Regions from separate parts of the Mus musculus genome. Here regions 1, 3 and 4 are each linked to region 2. The links are chromatin loops, found by intact Hi-C in ENCODE. Cell type or tissue: heart. All regions are shown on one strand. Region 1 has its middle 15 kb from the start of Gm46382. Region 2 has its middle 17 kb from the start of Gm40584. Region 3 overlaps Adssl1 (adenylosuccinate synthetase like 1). Region 4 overlaps Inf2 (inverted formin, FH2 and WH2 domain containing).

What was found. Peaks named below come from ENCODE experiments on the same cell type or tissue, not always from the same donor. Only the 100,000 strongest peaks of a DNase experiment are listed, where the experiment ranks them.
Region 1: it touches region 2 in a loop (3-fold over the local background); 9 of 42 quality-filtered maps call a loop at or near these places.
Region 3: it touches region 2 in a loop (7-fold over the local background); 27 of 42 quality-filtered maps call a loop at or near these places.
Region 4: it touches region 2 in a loop (6-fold over the local background); 31 of 42 quality-filtered maps call a loop at or near these places.

Annotation. Positions count from the first base shown.
Region 1 is chr12:112,704,961-112,709,960 of GRCm38, reverse strand. No RefSeq gene overlaps it. Among named protein-coding and RNA genes, the nearest start is that of Gm46382, 15 kb to the left of the region's middle. In heart, a CTCF peak has its summit at 2,762 (motif pointing right); a DNase peak (open chromatin) is centred at 2,780; H3K4me3 peaks cover 865 bases; H3K27ac peaks cover 563 bases; H3K27me3 peaks cover 2,130 bases.
Region 2 is chr12:112,549,873-112,554,872 of GRCm38, reverse strand. No RefSeq gene overlaps it. Among named protein-coding and RNA genes, the nearest start is that of Gm40584, 17 kb to the right of the region's middle. In heart, a CTCF peak has its summit at 2,661; a DNase peak (open chromatin) is centred at 2,662; H3K27ac peaks cover 1,018 bases.
Region 3 is chr12:112,622,079-112,627,078 of GRCm38, reverse strand. All of the region lies in intron 1 of Adssl1 (adenylosuccinate synthetase like 1), which reads right to left. Among named protein-coding and RNA genes, the nearest start is that of Adssl1, 4.5 kb to the right of the region's middle. In heart, a CTCF peak has its summit at 3,109 (motif pointing right); DNase peaks (open chromatin) are centred at 1,088, 1,708 and 3,113; H3K27ac peaks cover 2,684 bases.
Region 4 is chr12:112,603,167-112,608,166 of GRCm38, reverse strand. It overlaps Inf2 (inverted formin, FH2 and WH2 domain containing), which reads right to left. Exons shown (of 23, transcript NM_198411.2): 6 at 4,945-5,000; 7 at 4,314-4,455; 8 at 3,305-4,153; 9 at 2,649-2,794; 10 at 2,312-2,373; 11 at 1,821-1,923; 12 at 1,109-1,194; 13 at 572-672. Among named protein-coding and RNA genes, the nearest start is that of Gm30048, 8.7 kb to the right of the region's middle. In heart, a CTCF peak has its summit at 2,207 (motif pointing right); a DNase peak (open chromatin) is centred at 2,216; H3K27ac peaks cover 371 bases.

The sequences.
Region 1 (5,000 bases), 160 kb before region 2:
ACATTTTGTGCATATGTGTGCCTGCTTGTCTGTCTAATGTGCCACATATGTGCAAGTCTCCATAGAGACCAGAAGAGGGCGTCAGATCTCCTGGAGCAGGAGTTACAGGACACTGCCAGCCAGCACGGGGTGCTGGGAACTGAACTTGGATCCTGAGCAGCCAGTACTCTTAACTGCTGAGCCAACTTCCCAGCCAGTTTGAAAACATTGCTTTTTTTTTAGAACAAAAAGGGATTTTTTTTTAATTGAAACAAAATTTTTTAAATGTTTTGTATTGAGATGAGGTCTCAGTGTATACCATTCTGGCCTTAAAATCACAGAGACCCACTTGCTTCTGCCTCCCAAGTGCTGAGGCTAGAGGTGTGTGTCACCATGCCCTCTTTTGTCTGCCTCTTGAGTGCTGGGATTACATGTGTGTACTACCATATCTAGCTTAAGATACTTTTTTCTAGTATGCATATGTGGTATGGGTACATGCGTGTATATGCGTGTTTGAATGTGTGTGTGTGGCCCCTGGTTTGTTGGGTGTCTTCCTCAGTTGCTTCCATATACTGAGGCTGAGTCTCTCACTTGAACCCAGAATGCTCTGATTTGGCTAGTCTAGTCATCCCCTGCTTCTGGGATCCTCAGTCGCTGTCTCCAGTGCACAGGTGGGCTGCCACACCCACTCAGCTTTTATGTACGTGCTGGGGATCAGACCCCCAGTGCTGATGCTCCTGTGGCAAGCACACACTTGCTGAACCATCACCCTAGCTCCTAAGATACCTTTTAAAAATCATGGGGCTAGCCCTGAATCCCTAGGCTCAAGTGATCTTCCAGATCCAGTTCCCTTGGGATCCAGAGCTACAAGTGTCTGATGCTATGTACTGCTTAATGTTTGAGCACAGTCTGTGTGCTATTAAGAAACATATTCCACAGAGGCAGGCGGATTTCTGAGTTCGAGGCCAGCCTGGTCTACAAAGTGAGTTCCAGGACAGCCAGGGCTACACAGAGAAACCCCGTCTCGGGGGGAAAAAAAAAAACCCAAACCAAATCAAAAACATATTCCAAAGAACCAGTATGCTCCAAGCAGTGGTAGAGCATGTCTGTAATCCTAGCACTCAAGAGGCAGAAGCAGGCAGATCTCTGAGTTAGAGGCCAGCCTGGTCGATGGCGTGAGTTCCAGGACAGCCAGGGTTACACAGAGAAACCCTGTGAAGAAGAAGAAGAAGAAGAAGAAGAAGAAGAAGAAGAAGAAGAAGAAGAAGAAGAAGAAGAAGAAGAAGAAGAAGAGGAGGAGGAGGAGGAGGAGGAAGAGGGAAGAAGAAGAAGAAGAAGAAGAAGAAGAAGAAGAAGAAGAAGAAGAAGAAGAAGAAGAAGAAGAAGAAGAAGAAGAAGAAGAAAGGGAGGAGGAGGAAGTAGGAAGGAAGGAAGAAAGAAAGAAAGAAATGAAGGAAGGAAGAAAGGAAGGAAGGAAGAAAGAGCAAGCAGCGAGCATGGATCAGTGTGTTAGTTTGAATGAAAATGCTGCCTCCTCCCGCCCCCGGGCTGGTATATTTGAAAAATTGGTTCCTAGTTGGTAGAATTGTCGGGGGGGGGGGGGGGGGAAGGATTGAGAGGTGTGGCCTTGTTGAAAGAGGTGTGTCACTGGTAGTGGGCTTTGAGTTTCAAAAGTCGGTTCAAGGCCCAGTCTTCACCTCGGACTTCGGATCAGGATGTAAGCGCTTAGCTATTTCTCTAGCACCCTGCCTGCCTGCCTGCCTGCCTGCCTGCTTGCTTCCCTCCAAGACCATCATGGACTCACCCTCTGAAACTGTGAGCAAGCCTCAAATTAAGTGTTTTCTTTTATAGGTTTCCTTAGCCGTGGTGTCTTTTCAGCATACGACAGTAACTAAGGGAATCCAGCAAGATAGCTCAGTCAGTGTGTAAGGGTGCTGGTGACCAACTTCACACATATGCCGCAGCACACCCACCCTACCCCTACAAATAAAACAAACAAACAAACAAATGCAATTTTAAAATAAGAAGCGGTATGACCTGTAGCCCCACATTCCAGTCTATACTTACAGCTCCTGAACTCAAGACCCCACCCAGATCCCTCTCTGTTCCTTATCTCCCACCAGGGAGCTGGTCCGAGGTTAATTCCTGTTCCTCCCCTCTGACATCTTCCCTCCCTACTGTCCCCTCCCCCTCCACGCAGGATCACCCTGCGCCACCGCCACCGTTTCACAGTGCCTCCTGACAGCAACCCTCCCTCCCATAGCCACTGGCTTTCACCGGGAGGAGTACCAGGCCCGGCACTCCTCAGCCTCCTGCTCTCTGATTCATATTCTCTGCAGAGGGTACAAAGATCTTCTCTGAAGCAAAGCCTCGCTGAGTCTCAGTCCTGCTTGAAATATAAAGATGCTCCCACCTTCTAGGTGACCCCCCTCCCTCCAGTCCCTCATCCGGTCCCCTCCCTTTGGTTCCTTGCTGCAGAGCAGGTCTTGGCTAATGCTGTTATTCCCCTCAGGTGAGGACTTATCTCTGCTCCGAGCCCCTCAGCTTCCGCAAACCCCCTCTCAGGCATCTGCTGCTATTCTAACTTATCGCTTTCGGAGTCCGGGGTGCTCAGGGTCTCTCGAGCCGTCAGACCAATGCAGATTTCATTGGCGTTCACATTCTCCCTAGAGTGCGGCCCTCGAGACAGTAGGGGTGCATGAGAGAAGTACTGGAGAGGAGACTGTAGGGAGCTAGGGGGAGCACCATCCAAAAGAAAGAGAGCTCTGGGCGTGGCGCAATTGCACCGTATCGCCGCCAGGGGTCGCGCTGGCCACTGGGACTCGGGCAAGGCGCGGAGCAGGGATGTGCTAGGTCTGCAGAGGGTTTTCTGTGTTAGGATCCTGGCTAGAGCTTCGACTGGACAGGACTGAGATAAACTGGTATCCCATCCAATGTCTCAGGCGCATAACTGGACAAAACCTTTTGCTCACGGCGAACCTTGACCATAGCACCTCCCCTTTTGCGAAGTCCTGCGAGGCGGCCACACCCCCTCGAGAGCCTTCTGGCTGGCCCATGTTCTCCTCCAGGCAGTAGGAGGTTAGAAGCCTGGTGAGATCCTGCCACTTTGAGGATGTGGCCACCTTGCTGTGCTGCGCCAACATCAAACCACACAGACAGGATTCATGTCTGTGGCCTTTTGCTGGAAAGTCCCCAGGAGCCACACTATCCCTCTATGCTCTCACCGTTAGCAGCTGACACAACGTTGACTTTTAATTAGACCAGAGAAATCTGCTTGCTTCATGAGTCCTATCCAGCAGGGCCCAGGGCCTTCTGGAATTATTCAGTCCCCAAATGAGCTACTCCAATATACTCCAAACACACTTGGCAAGACACCTACAACAGTTCCTTAAACACCTCTGCCAACACAGCAGTCGCGGCTCCAACCCACAGGTACAAAACCTCCTTACCCACATTGTCTGGACAGCCTATCCCACCCAAGCCTCCCACATTCTGTGCTCCAGCAGCATCCCTAGCCAGTCCCCAGTCACAAGAGTATGTTTTCATATGACCAACCCCTGACATCCACCTACGAAGACACCTTGGCAGCCTTCCCTCTCTTCCTTCCGAGATGGAAGGTAAGCTTGAGTAAGCCACCCGCTCTTGCTCCCCAATGGCACCTGCTAGTTGCTTGCTTTCATTACTATTTCTTAATATTTATTTATGTGTGTGAATGTTTGCCCATGTGTATGTATGTGGACCACGGACATGCATGGTGCTTGCAGAAGGGTCCAGGGTGACTTCCAGGTGGTTGTGAATTGCCACATGGGTGCTAGGAATAGAATTCTAGCTAGTTCTCTGTAAGAGCAGGCAGTGCTCCTAACCGATGAGCCACCTTCCAGTCTTACTTATTTGCTTTTAGGTGACTACTAGTGATTCCACTGAAGGAACCTTGATCTGTCACCTGGTAAGTCTCTCTGCAGCATGTTTGGCCAACTCAGGAATAAACTGTTACTATTTTGCAAAACTCCTAGCTTCATTGATTAGCAAACTGTGTAGGGAACAGGCAAAATGGGCCATTGAGTAATGAATGCTTCTTGCCATTCTCCCGCCCATCCATTCATCTACCCTCTGACCATCCACTCTTCCATTCACCCATCTAATCACACCTCCAGGCAGTACAGCTCTACAATGCCCCCAGTGTCTGTGGTGGACACTGCTTCCCAGAAGTACCCATTGGCTAGCCCTGGGGTGCAGAAGGAGCCCCAGGAGAAAGATCTTCTGAATGGGTTTGGAGGACTGGGTTGGCTTTTTTTTTTTTAAGATTTATTTATTTCATGTATGTGAGTACACTGTCACTGTCTTCAGACACACCAGAAGAGGGCATCGAGTCCCCATTACAGATGGTTGTAAGCTACCATGTGGTTGCTGGGAATTGAACTCAGGACCTCTGGAAGAGCAGCCAGTGCTCTTAACTGCTGAGCCATCTCTCCAGCCCTGGGGACTGGGTTGTTAACATCTGGTGGTGGCCCAGTGACCTTGCTGAAGGGACAGTGGGACACAGACAGTCACTGTGTGTGACAGTAAAGGTGCTTGTTCCTTCAGAGGTGGCAGAACGTGCTGAAAGGCAGGTTTGAGAATTCAGGGTCATCTGGGTAGTGAAGCTGTTGCTGTTCACCCCCATAGTGGTGATAACCCTTTGTCCCTCGTGTCCTAGGTAAGAGATGCAGGCTGGGTACAACTGTGCAGCCGGCTTTTGCATTGTTTGAGCAAGTCCCAAGGCCAAGGCCAGGGGACTTCCTGAGAAGGAATCGGGGCATTGGGGGACATGCATGACACTATCAGCTTTCAGCCCCCAGGTACACAGAGCCAATGTTATCATTTGATCTGGAAGTGCTCCCCACGGGCTTGGACCGTTCATGAGGCTGTGGAACCGATGTGGAACTGAGGTGCAGCGTGAGGAACACAGCAGTGGTTCTCAACCTTCCCAATGCTGTGTGACTCTTTAATACAGTTCCTCATGCGGAGGTGACCCCCGACCA
Region 2 (5,000 bases):
AAGGGCATTGGGGGCTGAATATAGCAAAACTACATTATATACATGTTAGAAAAATAAGGGGGAGTGAATATAGTAAAAATACATTATGTTAAGAAAATAAGGGCTGTTCAGACCGCTCAGTGGGTAAAAGGTGTTTCCACCAAGCTTAAATGTCAATTCGATCCCTGAGATCCAAAGGTGGATGGAGAGGTTTGACTCCGGTGGGTTATTCTCTGACCTCCTCAGGTGTACCCTCCCACACAAATCAATACATACACAATAGACAGAAAGCATTTCAGGAAGCTTTAAGGACCAGAGAGACCGCTCAGCAGTTTAGAGCACGTACGGCTCTTGCAGAGGACTGGGGTTTAGTTCCCAGAACTCATGTGATAGATCATGAATGTATGTAACTCCAGATCCGGGAGATCCAGGGCCCTTTTCTGACCTCTACGAACACCAGGCATGCATGTGATGCACATATTCACATACATGAAAAAACACCCCCACACAGAAAAGCATGTAAATATAAACATAAATTCAAGTGTGAAGGAGCCTAGTGGGTGGCTTGTACCTGGAATCCCAGCATTCAGACGGCTTGAGGCAGGAGGTGCGAGCCTGGGACACACAATGATTTTTAGGTGAGTCTGGGCTATAAGTGAGACCCCATTTCAAAAAGAAGGAACAGGAGGAAGAGAAGGATGAGATGGAAGATCGCATCAGCAGAAAATAAGGAGAAAGGGGTTTAAGAGAAAAATGGTAGGGGAGAGGCATTTTTTTTTTCTCAAAAAGGATGCATGAATGGCCCAAGCCCATGAAGAGAGAGATGTTCACCATACTGGGAGAGAAAAAAAATCAAAGTCATGACGAGATATGGATACCACACATCCCACAGGAAGGCTGGACTGAAGCAGATGTTAAAGAGGATGGGAGACCCTGAGTCCCTCCACCCCCCTCTGCTAGTGACTGGGGCTCAGCCAGCCAGGGCTCCTCCACATGCTAAGCATAAAGTTACTGTGGGACCCAAGGCCACAGACCATTAGGAAAGAGTGAAGCCTAACTGGCTTGTCAGAGGTGCTAAGTCCTGCTTTCTCTGCCCCTCACACGGGGCCTGCTGCTCCTGAGCAGGACTATTCTGGCCTCTCCCAGGGCTCTTGAACGTCATACATAATAAGGGCCAGAGTTGAGAGAAGCTGGGCCCACCCCACCAGCCTACCATAGCCTACCATAGCCCTTCCCAGAGTCCTGTGGTCTTCATCTGTACTGACAGATACCACTGTCTCGGAGCTGCCCAGTGTAAGTACGAAGGCTGGCTGGAGCTGAGGTCCTGGAGGCTCAGAACTGTCTCTTGGGTGAACTGGGGCCCTGCAAGTACTCTTTATACCCAAGTATAGGGTCCTTTCTCCTGAGCTATGCCTGGTCACCCAAATCAGGTCGGGACATCCCTGGTCCTGACTCATATTAGTCTCTTCAATCCCCGATGGTACTCAGAGACCCTCTACCCCTCAAGTCACAAAGCCCCTGGTTCCCATGTCCATATTGGGACTTCACAGTGAGTACCTCTGAGGAAAACACCCACTGAGGTCACTTCCTTGCTGGTTTCTACCTAGGCCAGGGAGGAAGGAGCAGAGAGCTTAACGAGCAGCCAGAAGCTTAACCAGTGGCTGGAGGGAGGTCTGGTTAGTTCCAGCCAAGTTCTCAGGGCAAGATTGACCATTCTCTGAGTGGGGCCCTCCTTCCCACAGCTGGAGCTGACACAGCCGAGAGCTGCAAGCTGGGCTGAGGACTCAGCCTGGTCAGACGGTAGCCATCAAGGAGTGACCTTATCGATGCTACAACAAATGGAACCCAGAGCCTCCTGGATGATGTCCTGAACTTGGGGAACAGGAAGGAGTGTCCTGTATTTGGAGCACCAGATCTATGCAGGCACCTTGAGGATTCCTAGCCACTCAGACAGCTCACTTTTCTGAGTCAGCCACCAACAGTCCCGCCCAGCAGATGGGCAGATTGAAGCCCGGGGAGGTGACCTGGGCCCTGCCTGAAGCTCCAGTCTCTCTGAACGTCAGGGAAAGGAGCCTGTTCTGCTCAAGGCCCCCAGTACCAGCATCTACTGTCTACTGAGCTCACAACACCTGCAAGGCCCAGCCTCACCCACAGCAGCTGGGCACACAGCTCCTACATGGCCTTGCTCCTACCGGGTTTGCTTTGGGTGTGACCAGTGTTAGGGGAGGGCTGTGGACCCTGAAGCTCCCTCACTTTTTTTTTTCTTCTTGTTGCTAGGGATGGAACCTGTTGCTTTGTGGATTCTTGGTAACTACGTTGTTATTGAGCTACCCCTGGCTTTCTCACTTCCCTTTCAGACAGTGGTCATCATTTGGAGCAGGGACACAGGCTCATCGTGTTCAGGAGGAGGAGCCTGGGTTCAGCGCCCCCTCATCCTGGGTCCTTTTTACAGACTTGGGTTCCAGCCTGACTAAGGAAAATATCACCAGGGCAGAATTTCCTGGTATCCTGACGCCACCCGGTACCCAGATCCAGCGGTTTTGCTACAGCGTAGAGCAGATGAGACTAACCAGGAGGAGAATTCTGGTGTAGGCACTCCAGCAGATTGGGTTGGGTAGACAAGAAAGAGGGGTGCCCTCGCTGCCCTTGTGCTTTTGGTGGCACAGCGCTCTCTGGTGGCGATATGTGGTATCACTCTCCTTTGTTGGCGACCACTAGGTGGCGGTTTTCAAGGCCTAAGGCTGACTTGAGCTGTCTAGATTTTCCTCTTCTATCTTCCCCTCTGACTCTTGCACCGGGATTCCCACCTGCAGTGTAACCTCTGACAGTGCACCGGGGGCTGGGGGGTGAGGAGCGGGGAGGGATAAAACAAAGCCCTCTGCAGACAGAAGCAGAGGCTTCAGTGGCCCACAGCCTTGCCTGTCAGCTGACCACTTCCATTCTTTCTGATAATGGAGCTCTGTGTGTTTGGGAATCGCTGTGACAAAGCTCCCTTTGTCTCCGTGGACTTGTTTGTAAGAACAAAGTTGCTTAGTGTTCACACCATTTAAACACAAAAGTGGGCTCATAATTGGGACAGAGTCTCTCCCAACCATAGCACACGCACGCACACATCTCAAGCATAAAGTTTATCAAATTAGTACAAAATTCTGCGGCAAAAGCTGAGTAGAGATGCAAAGCGAAGCGGGACCCCAGTTTGCTGCTGTGCTGCCCACGTGCTCCCCTTTCGTGACAAGAACTCAAGAGAAACAGTTTAACCGGACTTGATCTCAACGTCAGAGGTTTCAACTCGGGGTCTCCAGCCCTACTGTTTTTATGCCTCTCTGTGGAGAGGCAGAACACAAAGCAGGAAGGGTGCCGTGGGAGAAAGCCACTCCCATCATGGCACCCAGGAAGCAGAGAGACAGGAAGGAGCCAGGGTCAGGAGAGACCTTAAGGGCAAGCCTTCATGGCAACCCCTTTCTTCTGACCATGCCCCACCCTTCCACAATCCAACTCTTCCCAACAGACAAGTAACAATTTGAGTCCCTCGATGGATCAAGCCACAGATTTCCCCTAACATCTGGTTCTCTCTGCAAACACCCTCACAGGCAGACCAGGGGTGTGTTTTACTAATACAGATGTCTTTTTTATCGGAAGTTTTAATCCCAGCACTCTGGAGGAAGAGGCAGGGAGATTTTTGTGTGAGTTTGAGGGTCTATGTAGTGAAGTTTCAGTTCACCTAGGGTAACAGGAAGAGATCCTGTCTGAAAATCTGGGGGAAGGGAATGAGCAGGGGGAAGGAGAGGGAGGGAGGGGGAGAGAAGACAGAATGGAATGGAACCATCTGTGGTTTGCTTACTGGGATAGGCATGGAGGGGTGGGTGGCAGATGTCCTCTGCAACTTGACTTGAAAGGTATTGCAAAGCAAGATGGCTCTGGGGCGGGTTGCTTGTGGGCAGGGCAGATGGGGCAGATCCAGGTCACTGGTGTTTATAAGAGAAGGTGGGTAGGCATATCCACTGTGCAAGTCTTTCAACTTCGCTGTGTTTGAAATTTTTCCTGATAAAATGATGTGGGAAAAGTCACAAGAAGGTGAATACTACAGAGGTCTCAGAGGCTGGTCCTATTGTCTGGCCCAGGCCAACCTGTCCCCGGCTTTTACAAGTGTGAGATCCCCTGGAGGGCAGGAGAAGGCCTGAGTGCTTGGCCTATGAAGCTGGAGGTTGATTCTTAGGATTTGAAGCCCATTCCTGTTGGTTTAGAATTCAGACTCGGACTGTCTTGCCTGCCTTTGGAACCCTTTCCCCTCGCTAGGCTGCCTTGTCTGGCCTCAGTGGGAGAGGGTGTGCTTAGTCCTGGAGAGATTTGATGTGCCAGGGTGGGTTGCAGGGAGAGGGGCCCCCATCCTCTGAGGAGAAGGGGAGGTGGGAGAAGTGGGATGGGAGGGTGGGACTGGGAGGAGAGGAGGGAGGGGTTGTGGAAATCAAAAGAAAAAAAAAAAGAAGAATTTAGAAGCAAAACTATTCCTTATGAATACCCAGAAAATGCAGGGACAACCAAGGAGATGGAGACAGAAAGAGACAGGCCCTGGGTTTACGTACCACTAAAATTAGTTTGGGTCATGTAGCCTTCCCCAGCCTGAAGCAGGCTGATGCAGACCTTGTCGCCACTGAGGTGGGGCCATGTGTGGTGCAGCTTTCGGACTTGGTTGGCTCTTTTTGAAGTGACAACTGCCCTGCTCTTCTGCTACCTGCCGAGAGGGGCTGAACCTGTCTTCCTGAGACATTCCTGAATAAGCAACAGCCTGGCGACCAAGTGCTGACAGCATGGCTACAAAGCACCAAGGATGGACTGGCAGGGGTGTAGAGTGTGTGGGGGTGTGTGGGGGTAGTGGGTGTGCATGGGCCTTCCCCCTTTTAAGCACAGTCTCTTAGTAAACTCGCAGGCCTTCCTTGATCAGAGAAAAATTTGTCTTGGCCTCATCATTCTTTTCTCGCTGTCTAGTTTCTCTTTCAGCCGCAGCCTGCCTTCCAGGAATT
Region 3 (5,000 bases), 72 kb before region 2:
AGTGAAGGTTCACCTCCTTTCATGACACCCCTAAGCACGGGGATATGAAGGATCACATCTCCCAGCTCCTGCTGAGGTAGGCGGCAGATGATACTGATGCTGAGAGCCTGGGTAAGGGGCTCTCCCTCCAAGGACTTCACTTTCCAAGAGTTTTAAGAGAAGGCCCCAGACCTGTATGCCTAAGTTTCCTGTTCCTTGCCTGCCCTCTGTGGGGCTTATTATCATGTAGTTGACAGAGATGGGTCAGCTAGAGGCCAACTTCATGGCGTGGACCCCAGACAACCAACTATTAGAGAAGGCATGCTATGCAGTCTGTCCCGAAGCCTCTGAAACAATTCTGCTGGAGCCTTTTGCTGTGTAAAGGGCGGGGACTGTCCGGGAGGCTCCCCGGCTTAACAAGACTTGCAGGGAGCTCTTGATTCTTGGGGTGGCTCCAGGCACAGGAGGTTACCTCCTTGGGAAACCTGGAGGTAGCAGGCAGTCTGTCCTTACAACCTCTGTGACCCTGGGCTGCCCATGGAGCAGGAGAAATGACACAGAGCAGGACAGGTGTTGTGCTGGAAGGGAAACTGCCTAAGAAGAGGCCCAGAGGGACTAGTGGGAAGGAGAGAGTATTTGTGGGCGGGGACATGAAGGAAGTGGGAACTGAGGGAGCCTCCTGCAGCTCTGGCTTTGAACTTGCCATCAGTTAGGCACAACAGATGCCTGTGTCCTGCCCCTAGGCTTGTAAAGTCACACCATCAGCATGGGACAAGCCCATGTCCCATGAGGGACCGTGGCAAGACTTGGGTTCCAAGACTGTATCCATGCTTGGCTTGGCCACAGCAGGTGCAGAATTGCCGCCGCCTTTCAATTCCCCAAATATGTGAACACTCACAGTCATGTTTCCTGCCTGAGGCAGTCAAGATGGTCTCCAAGAACAGATATGGAAACTGAGGTCCCAAGAGAAGACGGGCTTATAGCAGAGAGTAGATGGCTGAGCTCTGCTTGGGCTGGCAGGCCTCCAGGGACAGCAAGGTGCCAACCTGCCTTCCACTGTGTGGCTAGGTCCATGGAACCCAGACACCCCAGGAGGGGTACTCTTTCCCACCTTCTCTTTGAGTGCCCAGGGCCACGTCAGCTGGCTTGGGGACACAGACAGCAAGCACCCGCCTGTCTGTGTTGAGGGTAAACACAGGTGCCTAGGAACAAGCTTGAGTACCATGGGCCAATAGATATCAGATGACCTCAGGGCCAGAGCCCACTGCAATGCCCAGGCATCCGGCACAGGCCATTGCTAAGGCATACGTCATTCCAGGACACTGGGCTTCCAGCAACCCTGTGGGGCCTCAGGGTCACAGTCTCCCTCTTCTCATTGAGATCTTAGACTGACCAGAAGCACAGGGACAGTTGGTAGAGATGGAAGCAGGAGCCCCTCTACCCCACGCCGACACACACACACACACACACACACACACACACACACACACACACACACACACACACACATACACGCACACACACGCACGCGCGCATGTGCATGCGCACATTTCTTTGACTTTACTAACCCAGACCAGACATTCAATCGGATCTGGGCACGATGAGAGTCGCCAACCTCTGTAAAGGATTGTGGGACATTTAGACCTGCCCAGTACAGCTGATTAGACATGGCTCCCATGCAAGAGGTTGGGTGAGGAGAGGCAGAGGTCAGCTCTGTTTCGGAGGCTCATTAACCCCTTGAGTGGGTAGGCTCCTGAGGGCCCTACGGAGCTCTACACAGGTGGGGAAACACTCCCTACGCCACTCCAGCTCTAGAGGATGAAGATGTGTGCCAGCCTCGGGCTGCTCTAGGGCATCGTAGAATTCAGGATCTCACTGACCCCTCAGTACCAGGATGAGTTTAGCAGTGCCCACGCAGCACTGGCCAGTGTGTCAGAGATAGCCCAAAGGCCTGCGGTGACCCTGCCCTATTGTAGGGGCCTTCTGTCAGCATGACCATAGGTTGCTGAACACTAAGGAGGACCTGTGATGTCATAGCTAAGTACTTGCTCAGGCTCCCCTTCCTGGGGGTCCACCGGAAGATGACCAGCTGCCTATGTTTGCAGATAGACACCAGGCACCTGGGCACAGCCTTTGGGGCCCGTCAACAAGGGTAGCTCCTCTCTACTTACAGTGTGAATGGCGTGGAGTAGTACCCTTGGTATGGTCACCCCAAGGCACACCAAGACCAGGTAAAGGGAACGGCTACATGGACAGCTCAAAGCACATACCTCAAGATATCTGTACCACAGAGGTTCACACCAGAGCCCAGGGTCAGGGGCATCCAGGAGCCTGCTGGGCACGGCAGCGCCACTTGGTACATTCAGGCTCCTCTCAGGGTTCTCACCACAGCACAATTCTGAGGACTTTGTGTGCATCAAAGTCCCCCTAGCACTCTTCAATAGCTTGGCTGGTCACCCAGAGCCCTCAGGCCCTGGTGTCCAGAAGTTTAAGACAAGAGACTTTTGTCTTTGGAAAACAAAGAGGGGCCGAAAGCAAATGAGATCCTGTTTCAGATCAACTTGGTCCCAACCTCTGCTTTGCCCTGCAATTATGACCCATAGCTTCCGTGTGAGGCAGGGAAGGGTTCTGGGTGCAGGCCCTGTAGGGACATCCTCTGGCTGGGCTGCATATGCAATGGTTGTGGACATGCACGGCAGAAACCAAGACTCCTTTCCTCTGCCTATCCATGCCTAACACACAGCTGCAGAGCCCACCTGCCCCCACAGCCCTGAGATCCCACCCACAAGCTCCAATGATTTTCCTACAGTCACCCCATCTTGTGGCCATCTGGACACAGCTCCTTTGGACTACCCAGGGCCCTGTCAGTGCAAAGACCCTAAGCAACGCAGAGGACCTCAGGACTGGATGTAACCAACTAGTGTCCCGGTATCTCCTTTCAGGACAGTCCCAGGGCCCTGCTGGACAGAGACCTGGAATAGATACCCCCACCCTGCCTACTTAGGCTCCTCCATCCAGGAAGCCTGTGTGTGGATGCAGGGTACCCACAGCACATGTCTGGGGCTTTCCTAATTCTCTCCCTATCTTTGTCCTCCAGGTCCCTGGACAGGGTGCTGTGGCATTTGCCTTCCACCAGGGGGTGCTCTGGGCCCCTGCTTTCCAGTCTATCGCCTTCCTATTCTGGCCTGATTATCTGTAGGTTCCTGGTAGGGTACAGAGAGGTGACTGAGATAGCCAGGAGGCCCCTGGGTAATTAAGACCTCTGCCTCTTCACAGACAGCAGGGAAGGACTCTGTGTAAGTGACATGTGTGTCGATGTGCTGTGCACACAAGGGGCAAGCTGAGGAATAGGCATTTAGCTCCCAGGGCTCCTGCACCTCTGCTCTGCTTCACCTCAGCATCTGCTCCTTCAGCATCTGCAGGGGTTTCTGCTCACCACAGCGATATCTCTCCTCTGTACGCGCTGGCTGTCCCTCAGGCCTTGGGTGGAATGTCCTGTGTGCTTGCAGGACTGAGCCTAGTTACTAACATGTCCCAAGCTCCACCGTCTAGTCACTGTCCCGCTCCTGTCCATGCTCACAGACATACAACTCACTTGCTTCTTTCCTTATAGGGAGAAACAGGTCTGGGCAGGAATATAAAGATCCTTCCCAAGGTGATGTGTGGCTATGTGACCCTTGGAGTCCTGTCCCGGAGACACTGCTTGGCCATCAAAGCCATCAACAAGGGCAGGAACAGGAAGACCTGGTTTTAGAATCAGCTCCAGACATTCCCAGCACAAGGCTGTGGCTCCTCTCACCCGCCAGAGGCTGCCTGAGCAGCCTGGGGTCCAAGGTCACGTGTTTCCCATTATGATCCCTTGAGGAAAGTGCCAGAGGGCCTGCAGACTGCATGGAGGGTCCCAGCATGGAACCTCAGCTCTAAGTGTGCCACTTGCCACTCTACTAGAGAAGCCTTGTGGTCACAGCCCTGGCTATTTACTACTGCCTGGGGGCCAGCTCTTCCACAAGGCTCAGCTCGACAGCAGCCCCAGAGAAAGATTACTGTGGGCATAGAAGGGAGAGCCTAGAGTAGCAATGGAATGCATGAGAAGATAGTGGCCAGCATGCCCTTCAGGTAACAGGTACGTCAGACCCATCTGAAGGAACATCTGGACACAGCTGGACAGTCAGGCGGCCGAGGAGGAAACATGGAGGACTCAGAAAGTGGAAGCCTCGGCAGAGGTGCCTGGGGCTCCAAGGGAGAGGAAGAGAGACCCTGAGCAGGAGGTCAGGAAGACTTGCCTGGAGGTGAGTGAGGAGTGGATTTAGTAGAGGAACCAGAGAGGAAGACAATGCAGCCCCCAGCAGCCTCAGAGATGCAGGGTAGAGGAAGACTGACTGTGTGTCAGGAGGGGTGGGGCATGGACCGAATCAGAGCAGGGACACCGGGAGAAAGAAGAATGCAGGCTGGACTCCAGGCCAGAGATGCTGGCTGGGGGTGCTCCTAGGGACTCAGCATTACATTCTGACCCATACACCCTCTATTAATCAAGGTAGCAAAGCAAGAAATGAGGGTACCTGGCAGGGCTGGGCAGAGTCAGAGCCCAGGGTAGTGGAGACCAGCAACAAGTGTCTGTGGACATGGAAAAGTGTGGAAGCCAGATCTGGAGGATGGCTCCATTGGCTCAAAGGGTTAGGTGGTAGGACAGCTCACCCTCCAGAAGCCCAAGGAACGGGTAGCCTAGCTGGCTATACAGCATTTTTAGGTAGCGAACTTACTGGGGGAGAGGGGGGACACTTGATTTGCATTCTTGTGTTTGCCAGCCCTTTGGCACGGCTTTGGGCTTGGCCTCTGGAGCCTTCATTTGGTTCGTGCACCCATTCAAAGCCAGAGGCAACTTACCTAGCCCCCCACCCTGCCAGCCTCTGATCACACAGGGCTGGCCATAGGCACATAAGATCAGGGAAGATATGGGAGGCCACAGGCAAGCAAAGAGGTCCCCGCCAAGGGGAAGGACAAGTGCAGGAAACCAGAGTAGT
Region 4 (5,000 bases), 53 kb before region 2:
TCTGCTGGACCCTCAGCTTCAGCAGGTGTATGGCCATGACCAGGAACTTTGGGTGAGGACTCTGGGATGCTACAGGAACTCCTTCCAGTCTGTGGCACCCCCCCACCCCAAGTGCTCAGGACCCTGTCCCATGGGTGGCAGAGAGGACCTGCCCAGTGCAGTGGTTGAGATGGGAGTGGGGAGTCCCGTGCTGTGTTTGTGAGAGAAGTGAGCCCATCTGTGTCCCTGCACTGTGGCCAAGCAGGTTTCTCCCATTCTTTGTTCACAGAAGGCGGATATATGATTGTCAGTGTATGTATACCCTTGTGGCTCTGTGTGTCTGAGTGGCTGTATATGAATATATATGCACGCATGCTGTTCCTGTGGGTATGGAGTGTGTGCCCTCATTCAAGTGTGCAATGAGTTGAGTGTATAGGACCGAGTGTGTGTGTGTGTTAGCAGCAGAGGTGACTATGGGTTTCGGTGGCAAAGCTGGCACCTCACGTGGCCATTGTGACATGGCTCCAGCAGGGGCTGACACACGTGGAAGGCCCATCCCTCCCAGCCCCGTAGGCTTCTGGGCCCCACTCACTCTCGCAGGCAGTGAGCACCAGCTGGGCCTTGGGCCGCACCATGTCCAGGACGATGGCCGTTCCCTCACACAGCATCATGCACTCCACCCGCAGCGGGTAGCTGGTGCACAGGAGGGGGTTAGGGCCTGGAGGTTCCACCATGCTTGCCACTGGGAACATGCTCTGCCCTTGGTGGGTGGGCTGAGGGAGAGTCCCCATAGCCTGGGCTGAGAACATATACATTCCTAGGCCTGTGCCCAGGACAGAAGTCAGGCCCGGGCAACTTGGTAGCAGCCCAGGATGCCTGGAGCTTCTGAGGAAGTCTCTGGCCTCAGGGCATAAGAGGTCTCACCTCTGCTCTGAGAGGGGCTGAGAAGCAGGAGCAACGCTTAGGCGTCAGGCCAGATGACTCATTCCCAGTGCCCTAGGGACTCTGTTTCAGAGACAGCTGCCTTCCTGCCCTGCCTTCCTCCCTCACCCAAGCTCGGCTCCTGCCCTGCTCTCTCCACCTTTCCTTCCTCACGGGTTAAGCAGGATCCCAGGGCCACCATGCTCACCAGGGAATGTCCAGGAGCAGAACATAGAACTGGTCAGCATTGGACAACTTGGCTCGCTCCTCAGTGAACGCCCGTAGGTTCTCAATCTGCAGGAGGGCCACATGTAGGAACCAATCGTCTGCCCAACCGGCACCTGCCTGCCTCAGCTCCTCATGAAGAGCCATGGGGCTCCAGCCTTGGGTCTCCACCAGGGTGAGGTGGGTCAGGTCTGGGGCTCCAGCCTTGGGTCTCCACCAGGGTGAGGTGGGTCAGGTCTGGGGCTCCAGCCTTGGGTTTCCCCTGGGGTGAGGTGGGTCAGGTCTGGGGCTCCAGCCTTGGGTCTCCCCCGGGGTGAGGTGGGTCAGGTCTGGGGCTCCAGCCTTGGGCCTCCCCTGGGGTGAGGTGGGTCAGGTCTGGGGCTCCAGCCTTGGGTTTCCCCTGGGGTGAGGTGGGTCAGGTCTGGGGCTCCAGCCTTGGGTCTCCCCGGGGTGAGGTGGGTCAGGTCTGGGGCTCCAGCCTTGGGCCTCCCCTGGGGTGAGGTGGGTCAGGTCTGGGGCTCCAGCCTTGGGCCTCCCCCGGGGTGAGGTGGGTCAGGTCTGGGGCTCCAGCCTTGGGCCTCCCCCGGGGTGAGGTGGGTCAGGTCTGGGGCTCCAGCCTTGGGCCTCCCCTGGGGTGAGGTGGGTCAGGCCTTTGCTATCCCTGCTTCCTGGGGTTGATCAGGGCCCCGGCTCACCTCATGCTTCTCTGGAAGAAGCTTTAGAAGCTGTTTGAGGACCTCCACATCAAACTTGCTGGTGTCTCCAGCCTGGATCATGCTGGTGACTTCTTCATTGGAACTGGAGGGGGGGGGCAGGGGTGAAGAAGCAGGAAATTTCCCTGTCTCCTGCCATGCTTAGAGATGGGGGTGGCTGGTGGGCACCCGAGGCGCTACTGGAGGGACTCTTAGGTAAGGGTTTGGAAACTGGGAGGCAGGGCTGTCTTCCCTTGACTTGGCCACAGCTTGTCTATGGTCTATCAGTGATTTTCTGGGCATCGCTTGTACTCTGGCATGTAGGAATCTTAGATAAGACTATGGTAGCTACCCACAGCCTCCTGCCCTGGGGATGGAGCATGCATGGACCTGGCCGGCCTGCAGAGGGCACTGCTGGGCAGGGCTGGGATGCCGGGCAGAGCTGGCTGCTCGGCTGGGGCTGAGTTTGGCAGCAACACTACTCCCTCACTCACCATTTAAATTGCTTCAGGAAGATGTTGAGGTTCAGGCTCTTCTTGGAGTCCAGAAAAGTGACCTAGAAACCCCCATTTAGCTGGTATCTGGAGGGTGGGCAGAGGATGTCTCACACACACACACACAGACACACACATACATACACACAGACACACACAGAGACACACACACACAGACACACACATACATACATACACACAGACAGACACACACATATACACACAGACACACACAGACACACATACACACACACAGAGACATACACAGACACACACACATACTCTCACACACACACACAGGGAGGAGAGAGAGGTCAGGCCCTGTCATTAGTCTTACTTCTTTGGGCTCCTTCCTGGCGGGGGCAGCAGAGGGCTCCTTGGGCTTAGCCGTGGGGAAGGAGAACAGCTGCTCAATGCTGGAGAAGTCGGGCTCCACTGCGGCTGTGCAGGGGCTGCCCAGTGTGGCCCACATGGAGTTGCGCTCTGCGGGGCAGGCAAGGCTCTGCTGAAACCCATGCTTACTGCGGGCCTGGGGCTCCAGCTGGGCCAAGCGAGGCCTCTGAGGACTGAACAGGACGTGCATGGAGCCCAGCCGGGGTTGAATGCATCATCCACCCTCCACGCTATGTACACATGTGTGGGCACACACGTCCATGCTGGCAGGTGACCAGGTCTCTCCCTGCCTTGCCTTCTGTCGGTTTCAGCACCTAACACCTAGGCCACTGTGCAGAGAACCTTAGAGAGGGCAGGGCAGGGCCTATAGCAGCAGACACCTATGACCCACAGGGCTGTGTACTGGATGAGACTATATCCTCTGAGGTGGCCTTTAGTCCCATGTAAGACAGGTAGGAACGAAGCCTTGACAGGGCCTGGCTGCCTTGGCTAAGCAAAGGTAGGCGCAGGAACGGTGGACACTCGTAGGGAGAATGACCAGTATGTACCAGTATGTACCTACCCTCTTCAGAGGCTGGGCTGGAACAGGGAGGGGCTCACCTCGTGCCACATTGGATGGCAGCTTCTGCCAGTTCAGCTTCTTCATTCTCAGTGTGGGTGGATTCACTCTGCGGTGACTGGGGACCCAGGCTGAGCCCAGGCTGTGGTCGACCTGGGCCACAATGATCTCCTCCACACCACCCATCATGGAGGGGACAGAGAAACCAGGCAGGGGAGGAGGTGGAGGTATCTGGCCTGCTCTGGGTAGTGGGGGAGGGGGAGGAACTGGGCACATGCCAGGGAGTGGGGGTGGGGGCGGGGGCTGGGTCTTGTGGGAATCAGGCAGAGATGGAAGTGGCGGAGGGGGTGGGGGAGACACAGCCCCTGTACCTGGTAGGGGAGGTGGGGGTGGGGGTGGAGGGGGAGATATGGTCCCTGAGCCTGGCAGAGGGGGTGGCAAGGGGGGAGGGGGAGGAGGAGGGGGAGGGGGAGATGTGGTCCCTGAGCCTGGCAAAGGGGGAGGCAAAGGGGGAGGGGGAGGGGGAAGGGGAGATGTGGCCCCTGGGCCTGGCAGGGGGGGTGGGGTTGGAGGGAGCACAGGGGTGGAGCTGGAGAGTGGTGGGGTAGGTAGAGGTAAGGCTGTTATGCACTGCTCAAGGGCTACTGGCTGTGGCGCTATGTCAACACTGGAGCTCTGGATGCTGCCCACGTGTTGGCAGGGAGAAGCCACTACTGGCTGCTGGCCTTCCACTTTAGTTGTGGGAGTAGTAGTGTTTTGGGAGGAACTGCCCTGATTCTGGACTGAGTTGGTCTGGACACTCTTGTGGGCCTTGTCCAGGGGGCTTGGTCGGGGCCGCCCTTTGATGGACAGCAGTCGTTCAACCACCTCCTCCAGGGTGCAAGCCTGGGCTGCAGGAAGGAAGTGTGCAGAGTCAAGGGAGAGGGCCAGAGATGGAAACAAGGCAAAGGGTGGCCACCTCCCACATGGCCTCCCCACATAGCCAAAGACCTCGGGGTCTTCACGACGGGTTGTGCCCTGTGGCACGCCTCAGTCCTCCCAGCTTCTCACCATCACTGGCCAGGAGCACAGCCCGGTTCACCAGGTTTTCCAGGGCCTCCCAGAGCAGTTGGCCTGAGCGGCCAGCAGGCTCCAGGTGCATGAGACCCTGCAATACTGACAGCAGCTGGGCCGACGCTGGAGAACAGCTCACCTGAATTGACCAAAAGGGACAAATGGCTATCCTCTCATGTGCCAGGGGCATCCTGTCCTACAGCCCTGTCACTTCACTAAAGCCCTGGTGATGAATGACTCGGTGGCAGGATTACTGGTGGCACCGAGACATGCTATGAGACATTAAATGGCACCCCTGGTCTCTACCTATTACTGTCACCCTGAGATGACAGCTGCTGCATTCAATAACTGAGACTGAGGGGCCAGGAAGATTCAGTCTACTGAACCCTCCTTACCAGGCCACAGAGCTCTCTGAAGTCCCCAATAATGACCACCTAGCTGTGATGCAGGAAGGCATGGCCAACTCGGATAGCTTTGATCTTTGGAAGCTTTGTCCCGGGACCTGCATCAGAACCGCTTCCCCAGGACAACCCAGCCTCTGCCTTGTGGTACCAGCTCTGTGCCGCTGCCCCGGCCATCATTGGGTTGACCCAAGCAGAGGCCCTGGCCCTAGATAGCCAAGCCCCACCTTGTGGAACAGGGACGCAAAGACTTCCTGGTGGCTGTTCATGTTGATCCCATCGC